4 separate regions of the Mus musculus genome follow, and regions 2, 3 and 4 are each linked to region 1. A link is a loop called in an ENCODE intact Hi-C map of the cell type or tissue named here. Cell type or tissue: gastrocnemius. All regions are shown on one strand. Region 1 has its middle 54 kb from the start of Gm23056. Region 2 overlaps Ubxn4 (UBX domain protein 4). Region 3 overlaps Dars (aspartyl-tRNA synthetase). Region 4 overlaps Map3k19 (mitogen-activated protein kinase kinase kinase 19).

The links. A loop is a pair of places that touch in the nucleus more often than their neighbours do. Peaks named below come from ENCODE experiments on the same cell type or tissue, not always from the same donor. Only the 100,000 strongest peaks of a DNase experiment are listed, where the experiment ranks them.
Region 2: a loop joins it to region 1, with 2.7 times the contacts of the local background. A loop is called at or near these places in 18 of 42 quality-filtered maps.
Region 3: a loop joins it to region 1, with 9 times the contacts of the local background. A loop is called at or near these places in 35 of 42 quality-filtered maps.
Region 4: a loop joins it to region 1, with 5 times the contacts of the local background. A loop is called at or near these places in 6 of 42 quality-filtered maps.

Annotation. Positions count from the first base shown.
Region 1 is chr1:128,828,386-128,836,385 of GRCm38, reverse strand. No RefSeq gene overlaps it. Among named protein-coding and RNA genes, the nearest start is that of Gm23056, 54 kb to the left of the region's middle. In gastrocnemius, a CTCF peak has its summit at 3,600 (motif pointing right); DNase peaks (open chromatin) are centred at 2,975, 3,606 and 4,551; H3K4me3 peaks cover 727 bases; H3K27ac peaks cover 394 bases.
Region 2 is chr1:128,277,885-128,285,884 of GRCm38, reverse strand. Ubxn4 (UBX domain protein 4) reads right to left here. Exons shown (of 13, transcript NM_026390.3): 13 at 6,507-8,000. Lct (lactase) reads left to right here. Exons shown (of 17, transcript NM_001081078.2): 17 at 549-1,129. The coding sequence ends at 766. Among named protein-coding and RNA genes, the nearest start is that of Gm41949, 37 kb to the right of the region's middle. In gastrocnemius, CTCF peaks have their summits at 2,756 (motif pointing left) and 3,921 (motif pointing left); a DNase peak (open chromatin) is centred at 555.
Region 3 is chr1:128,364,748-128,372,747 of GRCm38, reverse strand. Dars (aspartyl-tRNA synthetase) reads left to right here. Exons shown (of 16, transcript NM_177445.5): 11 at 462-608; 12 at 3,213-3,255; 13 at 4,303-4,383; 14 at 5,716-5,827; 15 at 5,979-6,050. Among named protein-coding and RNA genes, the nearest start is that of Mcm6, 9.0 kb to the right of the region's middle. In gastrocnemius, CTCF peaks have their summits at 403 (motif pointing left) and 3,836 (motif pointing left); a DNase peak (open chromatin) is centred at 3,851.
Region 4 is chr1:127,822,924-127,830,923 of GRCm38, reverse strand. It overlaps Map3k19 (mitogen-activated protein kinase kinase kinase 19), which reads left to right. Exons shown (of 14, transcript NM_011737.2): 9 at 394-653; 10 at 1,825-1,868; 11 at 6,527-8,000. Among named protein-coding and RNA genes, the nearest start is that of Map3k19, 28 kb to the left of the region's middle. In gastrocnemius, a CTCF peak has its summit at 3,411 (motif pointing left); a DNase peak (open chromatin) is centred at 7,397.

The sequences.
Region 1 (8,000 bases):
GTAGCCATAAAAGAAAAATACAAAGAGCCTAGGAGAAACTAATAACCCAGGTTATAGTGTTGGTTCCCCACGTTTGACAGGCGAACATAATACGTCTGAGCATCTTTCACACTGCCTCTAGAAACAACCATAGAATTGTGGTATGTAGTTTTACTTTAGAAAATTTGACTTCAGAAGTATGGAACTGAAACCTTGACGCAGAGAACCTTTAAAGAGCATGGGCAGAATCATCTTGCACACCCGTCCAGAAGGCTGAAAGAGAAGTAGAGTTTACTTAGTTGACTTGATGGTTTAATGAGGTCACCAAACACCTTTCCTGATCTGCCTCTTCCTTCATCCTCATAGTTGGCTTCATCTTTGTCCTGATTGCAAGGCAAGTGCCATATCCAACATGATAGAGTCCAGAGGGCACAGAAAGATCATCTTGTCCCTATGTGCAGAAGAAGCAATTGTGCCCAGAAACTCCCAGAGGCCAACCACACTTATATAGGTAGCTTGCTTCATTGAAATCTGCCACGGGCCTGGGGAAGAAGATGATTCTACAAGCCACTGACTCCTGCATCCAACCAGCATTGGCATTGCAAATTAGTCAATAATAGCACTCTTATCGGAAGGAACACTGTGCACTGAGGCTGAGAAGATGACTCAGCTCGTAAAGCTCTCGCTACTGAGGCACAGAGACCTAAATTCGGTCTCTGGAACCTACATCTAAAAGCCTGGTATAGAGATATGTGCTTGTCATACCAGAGCTGCGGAGGTAGAGACGGGCAGCTCCCTGAGGCCTGCTGGCCATCCAGCCTGGCCAAATCGGGCAAGCCTCAGGCCATCAAGAAACACTGTTCCAGAAAACAAGGTGGATGACACTTGAGAAGGAAAGTAACTTGAAATGCACACACACACACACACACACACACACACACACACACACACACACTCGCTCTTTTCACAGTGTCTTGGCTAATACCCTTGACCAAACGCCTCATCAAATTGGACCAGAGGTAAAAAAAATATCTTGGCTATTCCTGGACTGCAAGCCCCCATATCTCTCTGGTGCTGGGATTACAGGATTACTAGGGACAGAATCCAGGACTTCATTCAGGAAGGTGAGAGGATCAGGATTTCAAGGTCACCCTCAGCCACACAGCAAGGTTGAGGCTCGGCCTGGGTTAAATGAGATGCTGAGAAAACAAACTACACCACCTCTTCTTGCTGCTCACGTCACACGGTGTCACGATTTCCCATGAAGTGACATCCTGACTACATAGGATGTAGGCTGGGAGTCCAGCTGAATAGCAACATTCAGAGGGCGTAGCATGAGTCAATTCACAGAGATGTCTTCCTGGGAGGGTTAAAAGAATCCTTCATCGTGGAGAGATATCCCAAAATGTCACTTCTCAGCTAGTGCCCAGAGGCATGCAAACGTCTCTGATGGCCGGTTTCTTGATGACAGCACACATCAGCTTCCTAAACATAAGCAGTGCCAGCCATACATAAACCCACCATCAGCATCTACGGACCCTGGCCAAGGAAGCTTTCCCAGCCATGTTTCTCCTGAAGACCCCCAGGGAAAGAACTTTGATGGGGATGGAATCTGTTCACAAGGGTGAAGCTCACATTCTTCCACTTCCTGTAATGACCTCAGGATGCCTTTAAGTTATATTTTTTTAATGTGGGCTGAGAAGATGGCTCAGTGGATACAGAGCCTGCATCCCATGCATGAGGACCTGAAGTCAGTTCCTAGAATCCATGTAAAACACCAGTTCAGCAATATGTACCTGTAATCCCAACACTGGGAAGGTGGAGATAGACAGATCCCTGGGGTTCTGTAGCCAGCCAGACAGACAACCTGACAAAATTCCAGGCCAATGAGAGGTCTGTCTCACTAAAAAGTGAAAGATGCCTAAGGATCTGTAACACCCAGGGTTGTCCTCTGACCGTCCCCACAAAATGTGTACTACCCCTCACGCAAATATAGAAAATAATTCTTTTGAAAGCGTGCTGTCATGATATATTAGGCAAGCCCTGTCTGGGCATTCAAATAGAAACATTGACAATATAACAGGCTACAAAATCATACAACTACTGGCATTGGATTTTCATATTTTAGCTGAAAGTATGTAGTGTGCAGATTATTTAAATGTTGGAATTATCTGGATTGGATTAGTTGTAAAAGAAAGAATGTGGACCACTGCAGTTTGATCGATTCCATCTGGGGTACCTGGGCATCTGCATGAGACCCATTCCTATAGCGGTCTCCCAGGAGTCACTGGCCCAGGGCAAACTGGGACCAGTAGTAGATCCCTGCAGGCTGTCTGTGAAGAGAAAAATACACACTCTGCTTTAAGAGAGGTGGAGGCAGACATGGGTTCCCTCTGGGTACCAACAACTGTCTGGACATGTTTCTTCTGTGGGGAGAAGCCAGCATTCAGAAATAGTTCTATTTTCTCTCCAGCCTCCCCTCCTTCCCCACCTCCCTCCTCTCCACTTCCTTAGGGACTACTCAGAACATCTAAAGAGGACTTCAAAGCTTGTGTGCAAACAATGCAGCCTTGACCACAGGTGCCTTCCTCATCATCACCAAAGAGCGATTTTGAGAGACTCCCCAGAGGAGAAGCTTCTAATGGTTTAAGCGCCAGTCTGCCCACCACGCTTCCCATGGCAGACTCAGACTGTAGTCTACGGAGCACACTCCTTCTCTGTTCTCTGCTGCAGTAGGTCTCCCCCAGATACTAGCAAAGTCTCTAGGTATTATGTCCTCCCAACACATGCAAGTGAACAGCTAGAGTGGACCCCATGGACAACCAAGGATGTCTGGGCACAAACTGGCGAAGTTAACCTTGCGGACTAACTATTGGGATCATCTCCAGCTGGCACTGGCATCATCGGTCAGCTTTAGACAAAGACAAAGCCGGGCAGCACTGAAGTGTCATTTGATCCTACGGACCAGCCCTCATTTTCACCACAGTTGAGGTCGGATGAAGTGCTGCCATGAAACTGAGCCCAGGGCAGGTCTAGCCACAAGAGATGACAGCTCTTTATCACACGAGGGACCCATGCCAACAGCCGTGCAACATCTGTGCATCAATTAGCAGCAAAGACATCCCTCCTGGGGTGAGGGAACAACAGAACGTTAGAATTGTTCTTCCTCTTTCCATCTGTGCTTCCTGAGGCCCACAGAGCCACAAAGAGGACACCCCACAGATGGTTTGGGGTGCCACAATTACTGTTCTTTCTACAATAGTCTAACTCGCTCAACTTCAAAGAAAGTAACCCCTGCTGGTTAATGACAGCTAAGCCGAGGAAGCAAACAGCAAAGGAGAGATAGCTCTGGAGAGACAGTTCTGGTTTTGTTAGCTGTTGGCCACTAGGATTTAGTGAGACTCTTCCATTCCAATAATGAGCCATTTGTGGAAGCCTTCACGGAGCTTGCCTGTGTTGTCCCCCCCCCCACAGCCCCGAAACCTCCACCCCAACCCACCCCCACACAAACACATAAAGAAGATCTACTTCAACAGAGGATGGCCCTCCACATCAGATGTTCCCCTCTGGAGCAAGCAGGGTCTCAGACCACAGACTGTAGTGGGTTTGCCTCGACACCAGAGGGCGCCCTGTGGTCATGTTTCCCTCTAGGTTACGTGACTTCTGAGTTTGACAAAAACCAAGAGCCAAGCGCCAAGCACAGAGGGATTGCTTGTTTTGTTTTCTTTTGCTTTGTTTTGCTTTGCTTTGCTTAAATAGTCCTCTTGGGATAACATCAGACTCTCATCCTACACAATTATTTTGCTTTGAACAATGTCCTTTGACCCATGCTGTTGGGAACCCTAACAGAGAAACGCTTTTCTACGCACATCGCTCTTTCGTTATGACAGTTGTTTGTTTGCTAACTGCTTGTTTCAGAATGACGACTCAGATCGCCTCAACTGCAGGCTGCAGGGGAGAAAAGTTTCTCACCAGCCCGTCAGGGCTCACAGGACTAACAGGACTGACCTAGGCGTGGCTTTCCCACCCCGACCCTCTCACCCTCATCCCCCACCCGCATCCTCCCACCCCACATCCCATCGGCTCTTTAGCGTGTGTACTTTCGTCACCCACCTTCTTCCAACAAAGGCCTAACCAGTTCTGATGCTCTACGTTACTGAGAAAGTCTGTCCTCACTCCTGGAGTGGCTAGATTTGGTCATTCCTATAGCCAGAAGCTTCATTTGCAAGCAGAGTGGCTAAGGCAGACAGACCCATGAACTTGAATTTTGTTTTTGTATAATGCTGTGGTCCATCAAAATAAACGAAGGGTCCCTCTGGGGCCCTGACCAGCTCTTTCTTCTTTGACTTTTCTCAAGTCACACACCACACTTGTGCTTTTGCTTCAGGCAGAGTCTCATGGGGCTCAGGCTGGCCTCCAGCTCACTGTGCAGCACACAGTGATCTTTCTTGCGTTTTACATTTTTCCTGCGCATGGGGTTCTGGGCATGTGTGTGCTACAGTACATGTGTGGAGGTCAAAGAACAACTGGCATGCATTAGTTCACACCTTTCACCATGTGAGCAAGCCCTGGCAACCAAGGAGTCAGGTTTGGCAACAGATGCTCAAGGATGACCTTGACCACGTAAATCCTCCTGCCTCTACTTCCAAGTGCTGAAATTGCAAGCGTGCACCACCGCACACGGGTAACCAATTTCTGGGATGGAACACGGCATTTCAGTTACAAGCTAGGTGATGACTCTGATTAACCCACATCCCCGGCCCACACCACCACCTTTTTGACAGTTACTTTCCTACACAGCCCTTGACATTTTGCACTAAGCCTTTCTAGTGCACTGTCTCTCTAGAATCTAATAACCTGGTCAGCATTTCTCTCATCCACCCATTCAAAGCTGATAGTCTATTCTGTTTCCCCGTGTCTGGCATGTCCCTTCATTTTAGATATACTTTTACTATTTATAATTGATTACTCCTTTATCATATTGTACCAGAATGAGTACCCAGAGGAGAGGGCTACCTAGAGCATGGCGGCTGGGAACTGTCCTGAAATCTTTGCATCTCCGAAGCTTCACGGGGCCCCTGACACAGAGCGAGCGTTTCATAAATGTTTGTGAGTTTGGACTACTTGCACCCATTTGACACAGATAAGGTAATTGAGGCACACAAAGGGGCTAAGTAATGCCGTATCCACTGTTCGAGGGAACTGACAAGTACCTGCAGGACAGATCAATAAACAGAGGGAAAATGTTCCTACTCTGGAGCAGACATCCTGATAAACACAGCAGAGAGGTGAACCCACCAAAGAGCAGGATGCGATCCAGAAGCCCCGATTCTCACCGTGACCACTGGGTCCTACACACCTCTGGCCCTAGCACAGTGGTCCTCAACCTTCCTAATGCTATGACCCTTGAATACAGTTCCTCATGTTGTGGTGACCCCAAGCCAAAACATCGTGGTTTGCTACCTCATAACTGTAAGTTTACTATGGCTGTGAATCATAACGTAAGTACCTGGTACATGACCTATGTGGGAGGTCACAACCTACACTCTGAGAGCACTGTCAATATATGCCCTCACCCACTTCCTTAGTGGGAAAATGTCACCTCCATATTTGCAAAGTCATTACACACACACACACACACACACACCTCAACATGATGTGAGAAACACAGAAGTGAGAAACCATCACGTTACATGTACAAATGGAATGAAGGGCAGCACTGAGTGAAGCCATTTCCTAGGCCGAGTCTGAAGGAGCAGAAGGTAGGGAACAAGAGGACGAGGAATGACAATCAATAACAGCCCAGAGACTACAACGTGAGCTGGTCAAGTGCTAGCCTTGCCTGGTGTTCAAACCCTAGAAGCCATGAAAAAGAGCCAGGTGAGGCAGCACATGCTTACAACCCCCCAAGCTGGGGAACAGAGACAGGTGGATTTGGGGGATCACGGGCCAGTTGACATCACCTACTTGGCTAATTCCTGAACAATAAGAGACTGACTCAGGAAGAGAAAAATGAGACAGTGGACAGCCAATGACAAACAGCAGCCAAGGTTGTTCTGTGTCTTTACATCACACACAACATGTACACATGCACGTGTGTGCTCATGCACGCACACACACATATGCATGCATGCATATGCACACAAACATGAATTCATGCATGCATGTGCCCATGTACACACACACACACACACACTGATACTGCACACACTTATAAAATACATCATACAAATATACACAGATATATACTGTACATACACCCATATGTGCATCATTCTCACACACATACAAATATATATGCACACACACACAAATATGCACCTTGCACACACACAAACACATGCACTGTACATACATAAACACACATACAGATACACTGTACATGCATGTAAATGCACAGACTATGTACACACATACAAAATACATCATTCTGACACACACACAAACACATACCTTACAGGCACACACCTTACACACATACATACATACATACATACATACATACATACATACATACATACATATAAACAGGCACAAATTACATAGGAGAAATAAAGGAGCAAGCATAACATATGTGTTCTCAGAGAATAGTATCAGGAAGCAGGAAGACAGCTTTTCCCACGGCCTGTGCCTGTTTAACAAAGGAGGTTTGTGCTTGAGAAGGAGGCAGGGCTGTCCCCTTCCCACCCAGTGTCTCATTTCCTCTCTGAACTCCACCCCCACCTCCCTTCTCTTGTTGCTGAAGCCCTTACATAAATGGGGTCTTAACCCATAATATCATGCCTTCCCACAGCAGTCTGAGCGTGTACTCCACAGTGAAAATGCTAATTGCACACAGAGATGTGTCTGTCTCCTTTACCCACTACAAGACTGGAAGGTCCAGGAGCGAGGCTCTGAATTTTGCTTGTTCAGTGCTGAATTTCCCCAAACTAGCATATAGTAAGTGATCAATAAAACACCCAATGGACTGTTAAATGAAGATCAGCAAAGTTTGGGCAACAGGGGGACAGAAGAGATGGCTCAGCAGTTAAGAGCGCTTGCTGCCGTTCGTTCCAGAAGACCTCAGTTTGGTTCCCAGAGGTCCAGATCGGGCAGCTCAGCTGCCTGGAGCTCCAGGCCCAGAAGATCTGACACCTTTTCTAGCCTCCTTAGGCATACACACACACACACACACACACACACACACACACACTAAAAGTTCTTTTAAAATAATATTGGGACCCTGGGTATCTACGATAGCAGGGAAATCCTCCCAGGTCCTAGTTGCTGTGGCTGCCTCAATTCAGCCTACATTCAAATTAAGTGGCAAGCGCAGCCACGGTGGCAAATTGGTACCTCGGTTTGTGCAAATCGGAGTGGGAAAGAATGTCCTGTTTCCCTGGGAAACACACAGCCCGTGAGTTTGAGCTGCTGACCCTGCCTGCCTCTGGAACATAACATCCCATCCCCTCCCTGTTTCCTCTCCGTGGAAACTGAAGATGCTTTTCCTTCAATGGAGCCTGCTCTGATGAGCACTGCTCTCCCTTCCGGGACTCAGGCACCTTGCTCCCCTCCAATGCGTGCACAGTCTGTGCACAGTCAGTCCCAAGGCCCTGTCAGGGCTCTGCTGTGGTTATATCTGTCTGTCTCAAGAGGAGAGGCAACTGGATCTCAGAAAGGACAATGGTAATGGTCACATAGCCCAAAACCACAAGGAGAAGCCCCTCATTGTGACATTAGTCAATGCTCGAATGCTTCTATACAATCAGAAATCTTGCTAAATGTTTAAGCGTCAGATTCCATTCATTTCTCCCTACCCTCCAACCCCCCAATCATCACTAATTCCTAGGCATATGACAACTCCAAGTTATGACAGGACCTGTGGAGTTACTGAGCAGCTCAATGTCCTTAGCTTAATTCCAAGTCAGTTCTTCTGTAAATCTCACCCGCAGCCTGCATGCTCTCTACCCAGCTACTAACTGGGCTTGCTTTCCTTTTCTGAGTCTCACTTATTCAGTGATGAACTCCTTCATCGGTCAGGC
Region 2 (8,000 bases), 550 kb after region 1:
AAAGCGAGTATGTGGTTTGGTGGGGCACAGTGAGATGGCTCAGAGGTAAAAGCACTATGGTATGAGTTCAATACCAGAAACCCAAAATAGTATTCCTGAAAGCTGTCTTCCAATTCTACACAAGCATCATGGTATGCACGTACACATTATAAAAACAAATTAAAAAACCAAACAACAGGCTGGTGAGATGGCTCAGCCAGTAAGAGCACTGACTGCTCTTCCAAAGGTCCTGAGTTCAAATCCCAGCAACCACATGATGGCTCACAACCATCTATAATGAGATCTGATGCCCTCTTCTGATGGGTCTGAAAGCAGCTACATACATTGTACTTATGTATAATAATAAATAAATCTTTAAAAACAAACCAAGCAAACAACACAGCAGTGCAGGGGACCCATGCCAACACCACAGCCACGAGCTTGCTTGTTCTGTGTATGTTTGGGGTGTACACTATGCAGCCTCCGGACCGCAGGAGCCAGCAGGACTTTCTCAGAGCAGGCTGGTGGCTAACAGTGCTAGAGCCTGAGCCTCCATTGTCTTTTCCTAGATGCTGGGCCCACTGCCAGCCCTGTGAAGTCAGAGGTGCCCTTCCTGGGGCTGATGCTGGGCACGGCAGAAGCACAGACGGCTCTGTATGTCCTCTTCGCTCTTGTGCTGCTTGGAGTTTGCAGCGTGGCATTTCTGTTATACAAATACTGCAAGCGCTCCAAGCAAGGGACAACACAGCCAGGCCACCACGGTCTGAGTCAAATTTCTTCCTTCTGACAAGTCACCACCTCAAGTTGCAGAGAAGCCTGGCTGGCCACCATACTAGCACCAGACTCCTGCCTGCAGTGAGCGGCTTCCTCATGGCTTTATGCACCGCTGGAGGTAATTTCCATCTTGAAGCGTCTCAAGTTTCCAATTGAAATGAAAACATCTTTGGCGCTGGGAATTTTTCTGCGGACTCTGAGAAGCCTGCAAGGCACCCCCATGGAAATGCAGAGGCTGAACTGCCTCGTGGTTCTCTGTCCTCATTTCAGGGTTTGATGGTAGACTCAAGAGCACGGACTTCCTTTAGTAAGAACCAGTCTTGCCCCCTCTTGCAGTTCTTTCCATAAACCTATGTAGAATAAAATGGAAAATAGAGACCTGTGTCGTGTCCTGCTGTGGCCGCTCTTGACAAGTAAGTTCAATGGGATTGCATGATGCTAGACGAAGCATTTCCGAACGCAGACCATGGCTGCTTGCTTACATTCCTTGGGGCCTTTGTTCTATGTCCCTTGCCAACTTTTATGGCACTCCCGGCTCTCCTGAAATCAGACAACTGACACCAGGCCAGAGCCGTGGCTTGAAGGCCCAAGAGACTTGAGCCTGGCCTGTGGAGCTCGTTCCCTCCCTCTTCTGTCTGTCTGTCTGTCTGTCTGTCTGTCTGTGGTGGTGCTCGTGTACAGTGGATCCCTGACCATCCTGTGCTCCCTCCCTCCCTTCCCTTTGTCAATGCTTTCTTCAGCTTGTGAAGCCTTTCTGAAAACACCACCCAGCCAAGCTCAGGTAGCACACTCCTGACCACTTCCCCTTTACAGCCTGGCTACATTTTCCTGCAATCTTCTTTCTTTCTGCTGTATTTGGGGCCAATGACCTTGCCTGTCTTTGGCCAGAACATTTTGGAAACAAAAATGGATGCTCCTTTGTTTATCCATTTACAAAACACACCACCACACCAATGGGAGAAGACAACGTATGGCCTTTAGCAACTGTCTTGTATACACAAACAATCACAGTGGAAAACATTTGAAATCTCCTTTGTTCCGAACCATTCTCAGATAGCTAGGAAATTGCTGTTATTATTATCTAGTGAATTAATTGTTGTTTAAGATTTCTCTGTATAACATATCTAGCTGTCCTAGAACTCTGAGAGCTCTCGGCCTCTGCCTCTGAGTGCTGGGATTAAAGGCCTGCACCAACACAGCCCAGCCAGGATATTATTTTTAAAATAAAAAGCAAACCAGCTATGGTGATACACACACACATCTTCAATCCTAGAACTTAGGAGGCAGAGGCAGAGGCAGGAGGATCTCTGTGAGTTTGAGGCCAGTCTGGTCTACATAGCAACCTCCAGGACAGCCAGGGCTACATATAGAAACCCTGTGTCAACTAAATAACCAACTAAATAAAAATGAAAAGCAAGTCTAGCCATGTGAAGTGGAAGGTTCTGGATATGTCATGTGATACTGTCTCACGTGGCATTTTGCTGAGGCAAGACCCTTGGGAGGACACATGATGTTTGAATGGTGTGCTTGCATAGCTAGCCTTGCAGTGGTCTTTGTCTTCACTGAGAGAGCATGGCAGAGAATTTCTGGCGTCCTGGCTGGTTCTGGTTGCTCTGCTGCCTCGTGCTGATTTGGCAGAGGCCTGGCGGTTTCTGCTGGAGCGTGCCACTGATGCAGATCATGCTTGGTATCCTGACACTACTGAACTGGACTGCTGGTGTCCTGACAAAGAGATCGGAACTGCCAAAGGAACCACTAAACAGGTCCACACTCCCTTGTCCTTTTTACCATCTTTTCTCCTCTACCTTTGATGTGGGCTAGAAGCAGGGGTTGGGGGTGGGGTAGTATTGAAGGGATTTGAATCCTTATTAAAAGTAAGTGTGGGGGCCGGAGAGATGGCTCAGTGGTTAAGAGCACTGACTGCTCTTCCGGAGGTCCTGGGTTCAATTCCCAGTAACCACATGGTGGCTCATCTATAATGGGATCTGATGCCCTCTTCTGGCACAAAAGTGTACATGCAGACAGAGCACTCATGTACATAAAATAAAAATAGGTTTTAAGGACTAGAGAGATGGCTCAGCCATTTACAAGCACTGACCCAGAGATCCTGAGTTCAATTCCTAGCAACCGCATGGTGGCTCACAACCATCTGTAATCAGATCCAGTACCTTCTTCTGGGGTGTCTGAAGACAGCTACAGTGTACTCACATATAAAATAAATGTTTAAAAAAAGAAAAAGGAGGTTTTTAAAAATATCTAAGCCTATAGCCATGATAGTATGTGCCTGTCTTTAATCCTAGTACTCAGGAGGTAGTGGTAGGAGGCTTTTCAGTTTGAGGCCAGCTTGGATCACACATCATGAGACCCTGCTAGGGGATGGGGCAGGGGGCAGTAGAGGCCAGGGACATAGTGGTGGCAAAAATACTTGCTTATCAGATTCAAAGACTCAAAGGTTCAATTCCTAGCCCCTTCACCCCTAGTTTTTGGCTAATTTTAAAAGATTATTATGTGGCTAGAGAGATGGCTCAGCAATTAAGAGCAACTGCTACTCTTCTAGATAGAGTACCTGAGTGTTCATTCCCAGTCTCCATATGGCTGTTCATAACTGTTGCTAACTCCAGTTTCAGGGGATCCAATGCCCTCTTCTGGCTTCCCTGGAAACCAGGCACTCATGTGACACAGAGACATACACGTTGGAAAAATACCCATTCATATAAAAAAAAATTAAAAACAAGTAAGAGTGATTCTGTTTGAAAGTTTGTTTTTCATAAGTATTTCTTTTTTTTTTTTTTAAAGATTTTTTATTTATTATTATAGTAAGTACACTGTAGCTATCTTCAGACACACCAGAAGAGGGAGTCAGATCTTGTTACAGATGGTTGTGAGCCACCATGTGGTTGCTGGGATTTGAACTCTGGACCTTCGGAAGAGCAGTCGGGTGCTCTTACCCACTGAGCCATCTCACCAGCCCCCTCATAAGTATTTCTAACCTAAAGTATATCCACAGAAATTTCTATTCAGGAAGCTGAAGACATGGCTCAGTAGTTAGGAGCAACTGCTCTCCAAGAAGACTTGGGGTTGATTCTTAGCATCCATACAGCAGCTAATAACTATCTATAACTATAGTTCTGGGGAATCCAATGCCCTCTTGTGGCTTCTGTGGGCACTGCATGCATGTGATACACATACATACATATAGGTAAAACACTTATACATGCATATTATTTAAAAAAAAAAACTTTATCCAAAAGTTTATCCAAAAACTTTATCCAAAGGTTCGATGGCTAGCTCGGCAGTCAGGAACCTTTTGTGAACACACCTTCTTTTTCTGTTGATAGGAAAAGGCTGCCAAAGGGTTCGGGTTTTGAATCTTTTGAAAAGGGCATGATTAGTTACCCAGGACTGACTGACACTGGACCTCCATGTAGCTCAAGTTAGCCTTGAACTTAGGGTTATCCTACTGTCTCTGCTTGAGAACTTAGGGGCTACATACATGTACTACCATAGGTCAAATGTGGGTGCTTCTAAATCCGAAATGCGGAGGACATTTCTTGGGCAGAAAGATTCATGACCAAGTGTTATTAATTGGAGCTAGAGAGATGGCTCAGCAGTTAAGAACATTTGCTAGTCTCACAGAGGTCCCAGGTTCAGTTCCTACCATCAATAATTAATGGCCTGTAACTATCCCTAACTCCAGTTCCAAAGGATATGGCACCCTCCACTGGCCTCTGCAAGCATCAGGTAGCAAATAGTATGTTTACATACATTCAAGCAAAATATCAATACACATGAAGTAAGAACATTTTTTTTTTTGTTTTTGTTTTTTTAGACAGGGTTTCTCTGTATAGCCCTGGCTGTCCTGGAACTCACTTGCTAGACCAGGCTGGCCTCGAACTCAGAAATCCGCCTGCCTCTGCCTCCCAAGTGCTGGGATTAAAGGCGTGCGCCACGATTCCCAGCAAGAACATTTTTTAAGAAGTAAACTATATTAGAATTTAATATAGGTCTAGAGTTCTAGGACATGTGAGGCTACTCAGAAAATCCCCATTTCAATTGCCCCCTCCCCAAAACAAGAATGTTAGGAGATAAAAAGTTAGGTTTTGAAATGGGAAAGACATCTGTGACTCTTTACCTAGAAATCTAGTGACTCAAAACCTGGAGGCCAAAAAGAAACACACTAATAACGCTGACCTTGTTAAAAACAAAACAAAAGAGCTCGTGAGCCTGCTCCGGGCTCTCAAGCCTGACCACCTGAATTTGTTCCCAGGACACATATGGAGCAAGAACTGATTTCCACAAACTGTCCTCTGACCTCCGTGCTCACGCCTGTTCCTCTCCCTCCTTCCCTCTTCCTTTTCTCCCTAACCATAACGAAAAACAATTTCTAGGAGGCTGGAAAAATGGCCTAGTACTTAAGAGTGCTTTGCCGCTCTTGCAGGATCTGAGTTTAGTTCAGTTTCCAGCCTGTACTCTCAGCTCCGGGGTTCTTTCTAACACTCTTCTTGTTTCTATGTGCACCCCACATATGCATATTGAAAGAAATCTTTAAAAATAAAAAGGAAAGATTAAAGGACAAAATTGTCACAGCATGCAAGTAAAGAGTTGATTTTCTTATGAGCACAAGAGTTTGTACAAATCAGTAGGAAAAATACAAAAGTAAAACTGGTCCAGCGCTCGGGAGGCAGAGGCAGGCGGGTCTCTGAGTTCGAGGTCAGCCTGGTCTACAGAGTGAGTTCCAGGACAGCCAGGGCTACACAGAGAAACCCTGTCTGGAAAAACCAAAAAAGGGCAGGAGAGATGGCTCATCAGTTAAGAGCACTGACTGTTCTTATAAAGGTCCTGAGTTCAAATCCCAGCAACCACATGGTGGCTCACAACCATCTGACGCCCTCTACTGCTGTGTTTGAAGACAGCTACAGTGTACTCACATATAAAAAATAAATCTTAAAAAAAAAATAGTAAAACTGGAAGACAGTTTCAAAGTCAGTTGGCATGACCAGGAGTATTGACAGCTGTCTCAGTCGTACTGCAAGCCTTTAACCCAGCACTCAGCAGACAGAGACAGGCACGCTGTGCGTTCAAAGCCAGCCTGGATGATACAATGAGTCTGTAGTGAGAATAAAACAGAGCAAAACAACAACAACAAAACAAAAACAAAAAACCCAAAACCCAACCAATCCAAAGTTCATGTTCATTCAAGATGAACAGTGCATATACAGTCCTCAGAAGCACATTTACAATGTGGACAGAGATGAAGGAGAGCAGATGGCAGAGAGCAGAGCGGTGGGGTCCAGGCTCACCCTGAGGGAGGAGTGTCTTAATTCATGCAACTTTTAAAAGAGCTAATTTGGCCATCTTTCCTAATCCAAACCTCAAATATCCTCTAGAGTTAACAAACCATGTCCCATGGGTCCACTTTCAGTCAGAATACCTCTCCCCTCCAGGATGCTCATGTCTGTGACTGAGAAACCAAACAAGCAATTTTGCTTTGGTTTTGAGATAGGGTCTCACTGTGTAGTCTGAGTCAGCCTGGAACTATGTAGACCAGGCTGGCCTCAAACAGAGATCCTATTGCCTCTGTCTCTTGTGCCACCACACCTGGGCTAACCACATAATTTTGATTAATCACAGAATATAATCAATCAGTTGTGTGCTTATGTCCATCGAACTGATACAGACAGTAAGAATGAGAGCTAGTTGTGTATAGGCAGGTCGAGGTCTTTGAGACTGTAAGGAAAGAGCAAAATGCAGGGTAGTACATACAATATGATCCCATTTATTTAAAAATAAAGATTACATATTTGATTATATGCATAAAATTTTTCTAAAAATGACATTAGAAATTATGACTAGAGGTTACCTCTGGGTAGTGGCAGTGGGGTAGGACGCTGGGACAGAGACACCCTTTTCTTACATTCTGGGGTTTTTTTCAACCATGTGTACTTTTTTCTTTCTTTTGGCTTTTTGGAGACAGGGTTTCTCTGAATAGCCCTGGCTGTCCTGGAACTCACTTTGTAGACCAGGCTGGCCTCGAACTCAGAAATCCACCTGCCTCTGCTTCCCTAGTGCTGGGATTAAAGGCATGCGCCACCACGCCCAGCTCCATGTGTACTTTTAAAAGAGATAACGTTGAAGAGTGATCCTGTTACTCACACATGAACTATGGACATTTTAAGACTTGTATTTGATTTTCTTCAAGACAAATTGACTTGAGGTAATTAATGTTTTTCCAGGATTCATACCATTAACAAGTATTTCTTAAAACTCATATATTGCCTCGTTATTGCAGAGACAGATCTCACTCTGCCTAGGCTGGACTTGAGCCTGGACCTGAGGATAACCTTGAGCTTTGAGAGCCCTGCCCCATCTCCCAAGTACTGTACAGGAACAAGATGCCACGCCCAGCTTGCTGTGTTTTTAGATGACTGGATCTTAGATGAGATGGTTCCTACAAAGTTTTAAAAGCTTGCATTTTTGTTGTTGTTGTTGACCTTGTAGCCCTGGCCTGAACTTGCTATGTAGACCAGCCTGGCCCTTAAACTCCTGCACCTGATTCCTAAGCGCTGGGATTTTACGTGTGAGCCACCATGCCTGGCAAACAACTTCTTTAAATAGTGTTAACAAATGTGATCAATGCAGAAGACTGCAAGAGAACTCCAAGGACATACATCATTAGCGTGTTCTTCTCTTTACATATACATTAGCACGCTGCCCTCTACACACACAATTTACAAAGCTCAACTCATCCTGTGCCTACAGCTATGCTTCCTGCCTTCTTTCCACCAACATAGCAGACATTCAATAAACATGTGCTGGATTAGTATGTTCCATTTCTCAACAGGAATTACATCCACAGAAGGCATTTTGTTGTTTTCAGTTTTTAAGTTAACTAATATTAGGACTATTCATAGCTAAACTTCTGCAATGAGGATCATTACTTAGAAAAAGCTATTGTGTCAAAATATGAAATATTTAAAGTTCCTAGGCATGTTTTCAGGAAGGTTCTGTTACTCCAGCACTTTAGCTGCCCCCTGCTTCCCGCCAGCACCACAGCTCACACGCAACACGCGTGTTACTCCGCAGGGGAGAGGAGTTCTTCCTGTCTGACACAGGCAGGGTCAGGTTGACTTTCCATTTTAAAACCAGAAGTACAGCAAAACATACCCCACGGTTCAAACATCACAACTTTCAGGAATAATGGGGGTGAAGTGTCTCCTCTCTACCCTAGTCCTACAGTACTGGACTTT
Region 3 (8,000 bases), 460 kb after region 1:
AACAGAAATACAACTCTGCAGTTACCATTTTTCTTGTCCTACTATGTGTAGGGTAGGCATTGGACCTTAGGGATATCACAGTAGGAAAGAAGTAGTGTTCTTGAAATAATTTAGACAGCATGGTGGGAATGGGCGAACAAGGCAGACCTGCATTAGTGTCCTCATGTATAAGAAGTGTTTCAGGATTAAAAAGTTGGGTTTTTTAATGCTTCTCCAAATGGCTATTTTGTGTTTCCAACAGTGTTAGCTGATAATTATTGCAAATAAAAATTTTAATCCTCTAATGCTACTGTAACTTCTTTTTAAAGCATGAAACTGAAATGTTTTAAGTATGTTAATGCTAAACAAATTGATAATGCTTTTCTTGGTTCAGTCGCTGATAATTGTGTATTGCTTATAGTGACCTCTTGTGGAAGAAGCATTTAATGAACATTTTATTAACTAAAGCATTGAACATACAGGTTTCAGACTGAAATTCAAACTGTGAGTAAACAGTTCCCATGTGAGCCGTTCAAATTTTTGGAGCCAACTTTAAGACTGGAGTATTGCGAGGCTTTGGCAATGCTTAGAGAAGCTGGAGTTGAAATGGACGATGAGGAAGATCTAAGGTTGGTCTCTGATATTTTCTCTTTCAACTTTAATGCTTAGGTTTAATGTATTTCACCCAGCTGATAACTCTTAATACATTGGCATTTTGCATAATAATATTTTACATAATAAAAATTAAAATGTTATATTTAATCTGTTTGCCTATGCTTTAATAATTTTGTCTATAACTTTGCAGTTTTTCCCCTAGTTGTAACCCGTTGACAAATGTAGGAAGACAAACCTGATGGCACAGGACAGTAATCCCATGTACTCAGGAAGCAAGAGGTTTCCTAATTCAAAGCTTGCCTGGACTTCAGAGTAAGATCTGAGCCAGCCTGAGCAGCTTAGACCTTGCCTCAAAATGAATGAAAAGGAGATCTGGAAAGATGGCTCAGTGGATAAGAATACTTGCCGTTCTTGCAGAACACATGTAGATAAACAGTCACACACAACAAGCAAGTACATTATATAGAGAGATAGGTAGATAGTATATATTATAATAACATATATAATATATGAATTATATACATACATATATTGGGGGGCAGGGACTGGAGCTCAGCACTTAAGAGCTCTTGCTGCTCTTTTAGAGGATCCAGATTTGGCTTCCAGTACAGATGGCTTATAGCTATTGGTAGTTCCTCTTCCAGGGGATCCATGGCAGGACACCATGTATTCATGTACTACACATACATATACATACATACATGCAGGCAAAACAGTCATGTGTATAAAATAAAAGTAAATGAGTCTTTAAAAATATTTTATGACTAGGCATTGTGGTGCACACCTTTAATCCCAGCACTCAGGGGGCAGGGGCCTGGTCTATATAATGAAATCCGGGACAGCCAAGGTTATAAAAAGAAACCCTGTCTCAAATAACTATATATAGAGAGAGGGAGGGAGGGAACGAACAGCCTTAGAGGCATAGAACCTAATTTATCTTATGAAAATAGTAATATAGAACAAGAAAGAGAATGTGGAGAGTTTTCCCTGGTTTTTTGTTTGTTTTGCTTTTTTATTTTCAAGGTAGGGTCTCTCCCCTTCCTGTCCTGGAATTCATTCCTAGAACTCAGAAACTCAGAAATCCACTTGCCTCTGCCTTCCAAGTGCTGAGATTAAAGGTGTGCACCACTGTCTTAGTCAGGGTTTCTATTCCTGCACAAACATCATGACCAAGAAGCAAGTTGGGGAGGAAAGGGTTTATTCAGCTTACACTTTCCACATTGCTGTTAATCACCAAAGGAAGTCAGGACTGGAACTCAGGCAGGTCAGGAAGCAGGAGCTGATGCAGAGGCCATGGAGGGATATTACTTACTGGCTTGCTTCCCCTGGCTTGCTCAGCCTGCTCTCTCATAGAACCCAAGACTACCAGCCCAGAGATGGCACCACCCACAAGAGGACCTTCCCCCTTGCTCACTAATTGAGAAAATGCCTTATGGATCTTATGGCGGCATCTCCCCAACTGAAGCTCTTTTTTCTGTGATTACTCCAGCTGTGTCAAGTTGACACATAACCAGCCAGTACAACCACCATACCTGACTTTTGCTTGTGATTTTTGTTCATAATGTTACTTCACTTTAAAAATCACAATCACTTCTCAGCCTTTTGGCTAAGATCAAGTGCACTTTAAAAATCACCATGATAACAAGGGTAAGGAACATTCTAAATCACCCCATACAGTACTGGGCATAAAATACTAATGTCTATATGTTATCAATATTCCATATTTTGTTACCTAAACTGCTGTCAATATACATTTTATTCACAAGTTCCTGGTCAAAATAGTTAAATTATCATGACAGTACATAACGAGATATGTGGAAGCAGAAGGTGATTGATTTTTTTTTTAACCCAGAAAATGTACTTGATTCTAAGCCCATTATTTATTTGTTTAATTAAAGACTTGGGTGTATTGGTTGTCATATTACAAACCTTTGTGGAGTAATAGGAAAGACGACTATTTAATGGCAAGACCTTCTAATGTTAACCCACTAGATTTTATTTTATTTTATATAATTAGTAAAGTGTTTGCCTCCTGTTTCTGAATCAGCAGAATCCTAAACTCTGCCTGATTTTTTTTTTGTTTTGTTTTGGTTTTTCCGAGGCAGGGTTTCTCTGTGTAGCCCTGGCTGTCCTGTAACTCACTTTGTAGACCAGGCTGGCCTCGAACTCAGAAATCTGCCTGCCTCTGCCTCCCAAGTGCTGGGATTAAAGGCATGAGCCACCACGCCCAGCGTAACTCTGCCTGATTTTAAGTGTTGGGGCAGTGTTTATGTGCACCAAGTAGCACTTGTAGGTGGCTTCCTGAAATGCCTGTGCACGGTGCACAGATGACAAAAGTGCTGATTATCCTTTGAGAACCTTAAATAGCAAGGTGCCTTTCTCATTTGAACTAATATTTTAAGTTGTGACTTGGTGGGGACTGGAGAGATAGCTCAGTTGCTTAAGAGCTCTGACTGCCCATCCAGAAACAGTGAGTTTAGTTCTCTGCATTCACACCAGACTGCTTCACAGCTGCCTGTATAGCTCAGCTCTAGGGGATCCAACACACTTAGACAAATCTTAAAATTAAGACAGTTTCTGTTTCACCTTCAAATACTACTTTCATGTTTCTTTTTCAGTACACCAAATGAAAAACTGTTGGGTCGTTTGGTGAAGGAAAAGGTAGGATTAATACATGTGTTGGAATTTTTTTTTGTTTTTTAAATCTGAAATGTTCCTTAGGAAAAGGAATGTATTTTATCATCTCCCTACAGTGGTATGTCTCCAGAGCTAGTAAAGAAAACTATACTTTTTTGGCATTTTTGGGGGGGAGGGGGTGGAGGGGTTCAAGACAGGGTTTCTCTGTGTAGCCCTGGCTGTCCTGGAACTCACTCTGTAGACCTGTCTGGCCTCGAACTCAGAAATCCGCCTTCCTTTGCCTCCCGAGTGCTGGGATTGAAGGCGTGCACCACCACTGCCCAGCTTACTTTTGTTCTTAGAAAAATTTAAAAAATGTTTAGACAGATTCTAACCAACTATTTGAATTCATTGTGTGACATTTGTACAGCCACAATGAAGTCTCTCTAAAGGACACCAGATTATCAGATTAGTGGTGAAGGGTCTCTGAGCTATAAAGGTCTAACCTGTGCACTCTTGCCCTTATTTTCTAAATCTAAAACCAAAGGAGAGAAAAGCTTATCTCCATTGTGTTTTTTTAATGACAATAATTTAATGAAGTGTAGAAAGTCCTTGAGCTCCTCCTGCTGGTTGCACTTGAGATAGTGAAGCTTCCTGGAAGTGGGCTTTCTGTGAAGGCCTGTGTGTGTGTAGTGTTAGACAGGCCCTGAGCATGCTGTCTCAGCACTCCAGCACTCTGTCACGGTCTCTCCCTCTGCAGCTTTAACTAAAGGGTGTGGCATCAGGGAAGAGCTGAGATGCAATTGCTTTTTAACTAAGCCTATGAGGTAGTAAAAAATATCAAACACTTTAACAGTACTTACTTCAGTCGTTTCCATTTGAAGAATAATACCCAATTTTCTTTACATATCTAAACAGAAAACTAAATTATTAAGAAAGTAATCGGGGGTTTTATGTTAAATAATGATTAATATTAGAAATTTTCCACAAAGATAGATAGATAGATAGATAGATAGATAGATAGATGTATAGATGTATAGATGTATAGATGTATAGATGTATAGATCTAACACAGTTTCTTTCTTTTAATAGTATGATACAGACTTTTATGTTCTTGATAAATATCCATTGGCTGTAAGACCTTTCTATACCATGCCTGACCCAAGAAATCCGGTAAGTAATTTGACCTTAAGTATCTATTTGTGGGGAAGAAAGAGAACTCTCTAATAGCCCATTTGAATGTTGTAACAAATCAGTTTGATAACCTAAGTTTAATATCCTAGGTCATTTTTTCTAAGGACTTACTGGGATGGGGGCTATATATGCTAGCTAGTACTAGATCCTCAAGAGCTAAATGAGAGTCTCATTCTTTACTTTGAGTTGAGAATTCAATTCTCTAAATTTAACACTAAGGTGGTAAATTGTGGGGGGTTTCTTTTATTTTTTGTAATTTATTTAATTTTATATGCATTCGTATGAGGGAGTCAGGTCCTCTTACAGACTTACAGACAGTTGTGAGCTGATATGTGGGTGCTGGGAATAGAACCCGGGTCCTTTGGAAGAACAGCCAGTGCTCTTAACCATTGAGCCATTTCTCCAGACTATAAATTGTTTTCACTTGATAGATTTGAAGAAAATTAAAGCTTATATTTAGGAGTTAACACTCCAAATGTTTTAGAGCTTTTTGCTTTACAGTGGTTTTCTCAGCCCTTAATATTCATGAACCATCTGCAGGGCTTGGGGTTTGGTTTTGTTTTTTCACTTTTTTTTAATACAAGGTCTTACCATCTAGCATTAGTTGTCCTGGAATTTGCTATACAGACTAGGCTGGCCCGGAGCTTGGAGATCTGACAGCCTCTGCCTCCCAAGTATATACCATTGGCACAAAACTAGAGGGCTTTTTGAAATACAGATAGCTCAGTGCTAACCTTAGCATTTCTAATCATTGGTCTGGGGCAGCGATTAGGGGTTAGCATTTATAACAAGTTCCAGGTAATAATGAAGTGATCAGAATCTTTGTTTATTGGAAAGTTAAAACTGATAGTATCAAATGCCTGATAGGCAGCAAGTTAAACATAGGATTAATTCCGTTTCTTTTCCATTTATTTATTTATTTATTTATTTATTATCAGATATGTTAATTCAGTTTCAATTTAACTTTACTTAAACAAGTTTTATTAAATAGACTAAATATCTGTTGGTAACTTGCAACCAAAACAGACCAAAATTCGTATCTTTCTAAAAATAGTTTTCAGGCAATACTGTAAAGTAAACCAGCACCACTGCTTTAGATAAGGTGCTCTGATTATTGAGAGGTAACCTAAAGAGGACAGAAGTCTGAACAGAGAAAACAAACTAGCCTGCCCTTAGCAGTTCTGCCATCAGGAGGAAATTATGTAGAAGGTTATCATTAACTCAATCATCATTTCTTCCCACATGTTTATCCTGGGAAAAGGGTGATAACACAGTAGAATGGTAGTGGCTCATTCATTTTTTTTTCTCTAGAAACAGTCCAACTCTTACGATATGTTCATGAGAGGAGAAGAAATATTGTCTGGAGCACAAAGAATCCATGATCCTCAGTTGCTTACAGAGAGAGCTTTACACCATGGAATTGGTAAGTAATTTAAAATATTTAAACAGTGTATATTATAAAAATAACACATTGTGAACATTTTAAAGATGTCTCATAATAAGTCTCCTCCCTTCTTCATTTTAATAGTAGCTTTTTTTAATTCTAAGATGATAAGTTATGTTTTCTTTTTTAGATTTGGAGAAAATCAAAGCTTACATTGATTCCTTCCGCTTTGGAGCTCCTCCTCATGCTGGTGGTGGCATTGGTAATACTGCTATTGCTTATAAATAATTATGTAAACTCAAGTGAAAAACAAATTTAAAGACTATAAAAGGAACCTGGAAAGATTGCTTAGTGGTTAAGAGCACTTGCTGCTCTTGCAGAGGATGTGGGTTCAGTTTCCAACACCCACATAACAATACAACCATTTATAATTCTAGTTTTAGGGGACCTAATGCCACCTCTGGCCTCAGCAGGCTTCTTACATATGTAGCAGTGCAAATAATCTCACATATATTCACACACATATGTAAGTTAAAAATAAATAAAATTTAAAGGCCAAGAACAATGGTTTTTTCCCCACTGATTAGAACAGAATTGATAGATACATGTTAAAGAATAAAGTTAAATCCTTACCTCACCTCATATAGAAATAATAACCTCAAATGGATCCAAGACCTAAATGAGAAACCTAACGCTATAGAGCTCTTAGAAGAAATCAGAGCAAAAGCATCGGAACATTGGATTTGGCCGTGGTTTCTTAGATACAGCACCTATGGCACACACAAAAATGCACACATGGCCAAATTGAACTAGGGAGAATTTTAAAATTTGTGTATCAAAAAATAGTTACCTGCCTAGCATGTAGAAGGCTAGGTTTGACTCCCAGTACTTGAAATGGGGGGAAAGGCATTTAGACTATATAGCTTGTCTGTGTAGTCCCTAGATTTGATTCTCAGCACAATTTTGAGGGCAGGGGGCAAGCAGGGAAAGAAAGTAAAAGGATGCTTGAGAGCTGGCTGAAGTTGAGAGTATTTGCTGATCTCCCAGACTACTGGAGTTGAGTTCCTAGCACCTACATCAGGGTGCTCACAATCACCTAAAACCTCAGATCCAAGAGACCTAATGCCTCCTGAACACATCTGCATGCACAGACATGTAATTATATAAATAAATAGTTTTCTCCAGTTAAAATATGAGTAAAAGGCAGCTTACATAATGGGAACAAATATTTATAGTTCATATATTTGATGAGAGGTAAATATCCACAATAAATAAAAAGTTCAAAATGGGCAAAGGACCTGAACAGCCATCTCTCCATGCTGGTTGGTGAGTGCATGAGCAGATGCTCAGCAGCGCCAGTCCTCAGTGAGGTCCGCTGCACATGGCTGGGGTGACTGCTAGCTTAAGCTGTATTAACAGTCACCAGGACAAATGCCCAGGGCAGAAAACAGCATTGTAGTTCCTCAACAAGATAAAGATTCATTCACCATAGGATCCAACAGTCTGCCTCTATGTATATACCCTAAAGAAAGAATTGCCATATGACCTAGCTAGCAGTCTAAATCTGTGTATGTGCCCAAAAGAATTAGAAATGGGGCTGGTGAGATGGCTCAGTGGGTAAGAGCACCCGACTGCTCTTCCGAAGGTCAGGAGTTCAAATCCCAGCAACCACATGGTGGCTCACAACCATCCGTAACGAGATCTGACTCCCTCTTCTGGAGTGTCTGAAGACAGCTACAGTGTACTTACATATAATAAATGAATAAATCTTAAAAAAAAAAAAAAAAAAAAAAAAGAATTAGAAATGGCACATCAAAGAAATCTTATGTATACATCTTCATAGTGGTATTTTTGAAGGTGGCTGAGACGTGAATACAGCCAAGTATCCATCATGAGTAGATGGGCTAACAGAATGTGGTACTGGTTAAGGATCCCTGTCTGACATGTTCAGGACCAGAGTATTTCAAATTTTGTATTTTCTTGAGGTTTGGAATAAATTCATAGACTTTACCATTGAATCCTTGAGTGTCGCATCCCAGAATTCCAGATTTTAGAACAGTTTCGGTTTCTGGAATAAGTTGGGGTGTGTGTGTGTGTGTGTGTGTGTGTGTGTGTGTGTGTGTGTGTGTGTGGCCAGTCTTTTTTTTTCTTTTTTTTTTTTTTTTTTGATTTTTTTCGAGACAAGGTTTCTCTGTGTAGCCCTGGCTGTCCT
Region 4 (8,000 bases), 1.0 Mb after region 1:
CCAACACGTTCTCTGGTCTGAGACCTGCAGATCTGGAGGATACTGGGAATGTACCATCAGTTTTCTGTAACTGGCAAAACACTTAAGAGAGTGTACAGAGAGGAATTTGGTTTGGTTTCAGAGGTTCGTTCCACAGTTGCTTTGGTTTTGTGGTGTAAGACAGCTGCACATCATGGTGGAGAGCAGGCTGGGGAGGAGGCTGCTTCCTTCAGGGTGGTCATGAAGAGAACACAGTGACAAGTGCCGGAACCCCCTCCAAGACATTCTCCCAGCCATTAGGTACCACCTCCTCCGACATCGTCATATGCAAGGGACCAAACTTTGATCACAGAGAGACCCCCTGAGATCTGAACTATACCAGCAAATGAGTTTTCCCCATCTCTCTCCTTTCAGTCAGGTGACTTCAGAGCATCAGGAACGGGAACAAGTGCATCCTGTCTCTCCACCAGATGACGCGGAGATGGTGGGCCTCACGGGGAGGATGCTAACCACACAGCCTTCACTTCTGAAGACAGACGGAAGTTCTGAGGAGCTCTGTGGTGTGGACGTGGCTCTCTCACCACCCAGACCTTGCTTAGACTCAAGCCTTGCTGCATCTGCAGCTGGGGAGGTGGCTCCTTGTGTTCTGAAAGAACAGCAAAGGCAATCTGATGGTGAGTCAAGCTCTTGCTTATGCGTGTACGTTTAGAGTATCCATACAGGTACATAATGTATGACAGCATATGCCCCCTCATCCTTCCATGCTCTCCCTCTCCTCACCCCTTCTTCCTGTTAGTTCCCTGTCCCTAAACAATCTTACTTCTCTGTTCAGGCCGTATTTACTCATATGATTTTATGTATCTCTATAAAAATATGGAAACCACAATTAAGAGGGAACATATTAAATTGAGCATTTAATTCTACAGTGGAGCTGGAGAGATAACTCAGTGAAGTGCTTGCAAGCACACGGATCTGAGTTAAATTCCCCAAGCCCATGTTTTTTTTTGTTGTTGTTGTTTGTTTTTTTGTTTTTTTAAAAAAAGTCAGATATGATGACATGCGCTTGTCACCGAAGCCCAGGGGAGGCTGAGTCAGAGGATCCCTGGGGCTCAATGGCCGGAAGCCTCGCCAACTTGACAGATTCCAGGCTAGGGAGAGGTCTTGTTTCAAACGAGGACAGTGGTGCCCAAATGGTTGTGTCCTCTGACTGCTACAGGCACATGATGGAATGAAGATGCCTTCGCCTCTGCACATATGTGCCCGTGTGCATGCATACACACACCACACACACACACACACACACACACACACACGACTAACAATAGGCTTAATAATGACAATACTGAAGGCAATGGGAGCAAATGGCTGGAAAGGAAATGCATTTTGTATGTGTTTCAGGGAAGAGTATTTCATGAACTAAAAATAAATAAGCTAGTGTAGGAGCCGGGCATGTGGCTCAGCTGATCAAGTTTTACCTAGCATCCACGAAGCTCTGGGTTTGCTTCCCATACTAAGCTGGGCAGGACACACACCTGTAATTGTAACACTCAGGGGGTGGAGGCAGGGGGATTGTAAGTTTAAGGGTATCCGTGGCTACCTAGGGAATTCAAGGTACTAACTACATGTAGGCTGCTCTATGAGACCAGCTCTCAAAAACAAATGAACAAACCTATAACACCCCTTCTGGTAGCTTTAGGCTAAGGTTTTCTGAAATCACTTCACAGCACTATGTATACCACACAGGGAGAATATACTCTGAAACACTTTCCCGCATATCTCCTGCTCCATCTATGAACTCTTCAGCCTACTACTAATAACACCCAGTTCTTGTTTCTTTTGTTATAGAGTTTCCTACCTCTGACATAAGCTACAGTAGCCGAAGAACTGGGGTAAGATCAGTTCCAGCATGTTTGACTTCATTAAACAACAATAAGGGTGGTGGTGGTGCACACTCTAATTTCCAGCACTCTCGAAGCAGAGGCAGACAGATCTCTATGAGTTCGAGACCAGCCTGGTCTATAGAGCTAGTTCCAGGACAGCCATGGCTACACAGAGAAACTCTGTCTCAAAGAAAGAAATAACAAAATCCATAAATCTCAACAACAATGACAAGCTCCCACAAACTTCTCAGTCAAATCTTCAGCAATAATATTGTGGAGAAAATTTAAAAAAGGATGACTACTTTATGGAGAAGCTAAGTATTCATGGGAAAACCATTCCATGTCCTGTGAGGTGCTTCTCTGGGCCATCTCCTGCTCCTGGGTAGTGGGGTGAACAGGTCTCTTCATTTTCTGTCTTCGTTTTTCCTTCATTTTGTCTCTGTTTCTTAATGCGTTTAAGTTTGGGGGACAGGGTCTCACTATGTCACCTAGACTGGCCTTGAACTCACAGAGATCCCCCTGCCTCTGCCTCTCTAGTTCTAGGATTAAGGGTGTGGATTGCTGCTCTACTCACCTCATACCTTTGTCCAAATCCCATGTTACTCTTTGCCGTTCACACCCCACCCTGATGGGGGAGAGTTTTCCTGCTCCTATAAAGCGTTACAGGTAAAGATCCTGGGAAGATACTTGTTACTTGTCAGTTTTCTCAGCTCTCTTGGCCTTCAGTGTCCTAGGAGACATACAAACATCGGTGCATACCTGTGTGTTGGTGCATACCTGTGTGTCAGCACATGTGTGACACCTGTGCACACCTGTGCATCTGCAGTGAGTGACACCTGTGCACTTGTTTCCCAGGCACTGTCCACCTTGCTTTTTGAGACAGGGTCTCTCACTGGCCCGTTACACTAGGCAAGCCAGCTAGCAGACTCCAGGAATCTGTTTTACATCCTCAATACTGGGATTCCAAACTTGTTCCACCACAGCTAGCTTTTTAAATGTGGGCTTTGGGGCTAAACTCAGGTGTTTGTACTTGCAAGGCAAGCAGTCTACTGACTGAGCTGCCTCTTCATTCCTTATTTCCTTTTTTTTTTTTTTTTTTTTTTGAGACAGAGTTTTTCTGTGTAGTCCTCCTGGAACTCACTCTGTAGACCAGGCTGGCCTCAAACTCAGAAATCCGCCTGCCTCTGCCTCCCAAGTGCTGGGATTAAAGGCGTGCGCCACCATGCCCGGCTTATTTCCTATTTTTGAGAAATGGGAAAAAATTCAGACAATAACATTGAGAGAGAAGTATCCTCTAACACTTGAATTTCTAGTATCTGGGGTTTTTGGTTTTTTTTTCTTTCCTGCTTGCACCTAGTTGGCAAGTGAAAATTGAAGTCATAGCTCTCAGTCACTATGCATAATCCATGTCTATAAATAATCCCATATAATTAGGTACAGAGTTTGTGTACATAAGAAAAGGCCACAAAGGAACAAAACCAAAACTAAAAAAACCACTTAAGGACTTTATAGCTTAAGGGCCACAAAGTTGAACGCTATAGTTTGCATTGCACTGCCCTCTAGAGGTTGGTAATAATTAAGAGTAGCTGACTTTGAACTAGAGGGCAAGGAGATTTAACAGTTAGTTATTAAGGAGTTTGGAGAGATGGCTTAGCGCTTAAGAGCACTTGCTACCCTTGAGGACCTGGGTTCAGTTTTTAGTACACATAGGGTAGCTCACAACCATCTGTAACTCCAGTGCCAGGAGATACAACAGACACCTTGGTACACATATATACATGCAGGCAAAACACCCATACGCCATCCACATTAAATAAATCTTTTTTTAAGCTATTGAGGCTTTTCTTGTTTTTCGTTTGTTTGTTTGTTTGTTTGTTTTGAGATTGGCACACAGCTCAGACTGGCCGCAAGCTTGCTGTTGTACCTGAGTATGACCTTGAACTCCTGATCCTTTGACTTCTACCTCCAGAGTCCTTGGATCATAGGCATGCATGCACCATCACAGCCAGTTTGTGGATTTCTGGGGGACTGAATCAAGTGGTTTCTGCATTCTAGGTGAACAGTAGCAACTGTGCGCCTACAAAGCCCTTAGCATTGCTAAGTTTTCAAATTTAAAGCTGTTCCCACCTAAATGACTCAGCAAAACAATGAGTTCATCGGTCCTGGAAGAACCCTTAAGCTACATATAACAACAAGCTTAAAGTGTTCTCAAGAGGGCTTTAACATTTTCATCAGTCCCGTGGAAACTAAAAAGAAAAGAGAGATAAAATACTTCCCATTTTAAAATTTAACATTTAAGCTGGGCATGGTGGCCCACACTTTAATACCATTGCTTGGAATGAAGGAGTAAGTGGATCTCCAAGTTCGAGGTCAGCCTGGTCTACAGAGTGAGTTCTAAGGCAACCAGGACAAACAAAAACCAGCTAGACAGCCAGACAGAAACCCTGCCTTAAAACAAAATAAACAAAAAAGCAAGCAAACAAACTAAATAAATAAACAACCCCACATAACTAATAAGTATAACCATGAGTCTTGACATGTAAATTTTAGCCTTTTTATTTTTTGAACATTTGATAAGTATGGGTGTTTTGTCTGCATGTATGTCTGTGCATCGTGTGCATACAGTGCCCATGGAAGCCAGAAGAGGGTGTCAGATCCCCTGGGACAATTACACACTGTGAGCCATGATGTAGATGCCACCCTAGAAGAGTAACCAGCACTCAGTTAACTTTAGCTTTAAAAAAAGATTTACTTTATTATTCCTAGTTATGTGTATATATGTATGTCTGAGTTTATATGTGCATGCAAATGCCTAAGGACCCCAGAGGTATCAGGTCCCCTGGAGCTGGATTTATAGGTAGCTATGACCCACCCAACATGGGTGCTGGAAACCAAAACTAAGTTCTCTGCAAGAGAAATCTATACTCTTAACATCTGATCTAACACTATAGCACCTAATTATCTTTTAAAGAGTCACTTAATCTTGATTCTGGAAAAGTACGGAGAATGATATTTTAGTTATTTTGTGTTGTTTTTTTCTCCCTATTTTGGGGGCTGGGGATCCAACCTAGGGCTTCATGTATGCTAAGCATACATATACTATACCACTGAGCCAAATAGCTTTGAGATTTTTTAAATATATTTTTAAGTGTGTGTGTGTGTGTATCTGCCTGTCTGTTGTCTGTCTGCCTCTCTTTCTCTCTCTCTCTGTCTGTCTCTGTCTGTCTGTCTGTCTGTCTGTCTGTCTGTCTGTCTGTCTCTCTCTCTCTCTCTCTCTCTCTCTGTGTGTGTGTGTGTGTGTGTATGTGTCTATGTGCATGTAGAAATCACAGGACAACTTGGCAGAGTTAGCTCTCTCCTTCCACCATGTGAGTCCCAGGAATCAAATTTAGGTCATCAGGCTTGGTAGCAGGAGCCTTTACCCACCAAGCTATCTTTCTGGTCCTGATCAGGGTTTTATTTTATGTATGTATGTATGTATGTATGTATGTATGTATGTATGTATGTATGTATACATGTATGTATGCATGCATGCATGTATTGGCAAGTACTCCAGTGCAGGCTGTATGGCCTATGACCTTACACCTCTGACCCTCTGCCCTCTACCTCCAGCCCTGGGGTTACAGATGTATGAATACAATACTGGGGATGAAACCAGGGATTTGTGCACACCAGGCAGCACTCTACTATCTGAGGTCCATCTCCAGTTCCACATTTTGGCTTTAAAAGTTGGGATCTTTTTGGGCTGGAGAGATGGCTCAGCAGTTAAGAGCACTGGCTTCTCTTCCTGAGGTCTTGACTTCAAATCCCAGCAACCACATGGGCTCACAATCATCTGTAGTGAGATCTGATGCCCTCTTCTGGTGTGTCTGAAGACAGCAACAGTGTACTTATATATATTAAATAAATAAATATTTGGACCAGAGCAAATGGAGCAGAGAAGGGGAAAAAATTGTGATCTTTGTGTCCTGTTGACATATTGATGTAGCTGGACTTAGCTGAGTGGTAGAGCACTTGCCAGGTATGCACAGGCCCTGGATTTGATCTCTGCCTTAGTTAGGGTTTCTATTCCTATGAAAAGACACCGTGACAATGGCAACTCTCATAAAGGAAAATATTTCTTGGAGTTGGCTTACAGAAGTTTAGTACGCGACCATCACAGTGGGAAGCATGGCAGCGTACACATAGACGTGGTGTGGGAGAAGGAGCTGAGAGGTCTACATTTTGATCTGAAGGCAGAAGGAGGAGACTGGGCAGCTTGAGCATTTGAGACTTCAAAGCCCGCCCCCAGGCCACACCTCCTAACAGTGCCACTCCCTATGGTCCAAGTGGTCAAACATATGTGTGTATGGGGGCCATTCTATTTAAACAGCAGCAATCACCAACTCTTTAAAAACACACACACACCAAAAAACCAGTGATATTTAGGACAGCTTTATATTTAAAGGATTTCCATACGTGAATATTAGAACTTTTTGACTTAAGCCAAGCAATGGTGATGCAATTCTTTAATCCCAGCACTTGAAAGATTTTTGAGTTTGGGACCAGCCTGGTCTACATAGCAAGTTCCAGGACAGCCAGGATTACATAGAGTAAACCTGTCTCAAAAAAAAAAAAGGCATTTACTTTGATATTTTTCTTCATTCATTGTTTTCTTTCTCTTTTAGCTTCCTCTGCCACCACTATCATGCTTGCCCATGAGATCTTGTATCTTCAATATGGAAAAAAGCCCCAAGTCCCCAAGGCACAGGGAAAGAAAGGTCCCCAGCCTCAGCCTGTCTGTGCCTAAGCTCCTGGAACCTCTTAGCCGACCTCTTAGCCAATCTGCAGAGTTTAGTTCATCAAAGAACCATCAAGAAGTCACGCAGGAAGGACCAGTGGAACACACCCTCAGGGGTTCTAACTGTACCCTCTGGTCCAGAAACATGTGTTCTTTCCGGAAGAGCGGAAAACAGGGAGTAGCGGAGAGTTGGCCATCCCAGGAAATGGAAGGGTGGGACAAAACTAAAACCTCTGGCTTCAAAGAAGGGCCATCTTTGTTCTCTTGTGAGAGTGTCAAAGAAGACACTACTCCTACAGAGAGGGAAAGGGATAGTGGGTACCATGTTAGTGAGATGCAAAGAGGGGGAGAGGACTCCCAATATCTTTCATCAAGAAAAAAAGAGAGTTGGACAGCCAGAGTGGTTGAGCGAGATTCAGGGGTTGAGCACCCCATTCTCTGCAAGCTCCTGGAAGTCTCAAATTCAGAAATGACCCCAGCAGAGGAGAAAGAGATCGGAAATGAGAACGTTCCTGATGCCAAAAGCAATTCTGTACACAAATCTGGAGCAATGGAGCCACATGCAGCGTCAGAAGAGGTTAGTGTTCCTAAGAATGGTCCCAGTGTGAACTCTGACGGCCCTGCTGAAGAGCTGGAAGGTCATAGAGACATAGAACAGAACAGAAAAATACCAATGGAGGAAGAAACAAATCCCGAAATGAATGGGGTGGTGCCGCTTACTCACATCGCATTCCCTGGAGAAGGGACATCCAAGGGACCCGCTAGAGCCGAACCACACCTCCAAAGGAGAAAGCGCCCGGCGCAGAACAGCAACAGCTTCAACCTGCTTGCTCACCGAGAACACGACAAACTCCAGACAAATACTCATAGAACCAAGTTGGATTCAAGGACCAAGGCCAGGAACAGAGCACCCCCTAATCTCATGGTTTCCATCCAAGCATCCATTAAGCCCAACATGCATAAAAACAGCATAAAAACTCAAGTTTTCCCTGCTTTGGAACTTATAGACCACAGACCTCATCCCTCCTCCAAGTTTCAAAGGAGAGCACCTCTGACAGAAAAGAAGTCAACGCATCAGACCCAGAAACCTAAAAAGCAAGCATTTCCTCGAATCGGTAAACATGCAGGCATAAAAAAGCCAGGCATTCCCCTCTCCGCTGAAACAACAGATCCGAGACTGCACTTCCTGGATTTGAAGTACAGTGACATGTTCAAAGAAATCAACTCAGCCTCCAACGGACCAGGCATCTATGAGATGTTTGGAACCCCTGTTTATTGTCACATTCGCGAGGCAGAAAGGCACGACCACAGATGTTACCGTGAGATACGTACGGCTCCATCAGGCCGATGTGTCGTTAATA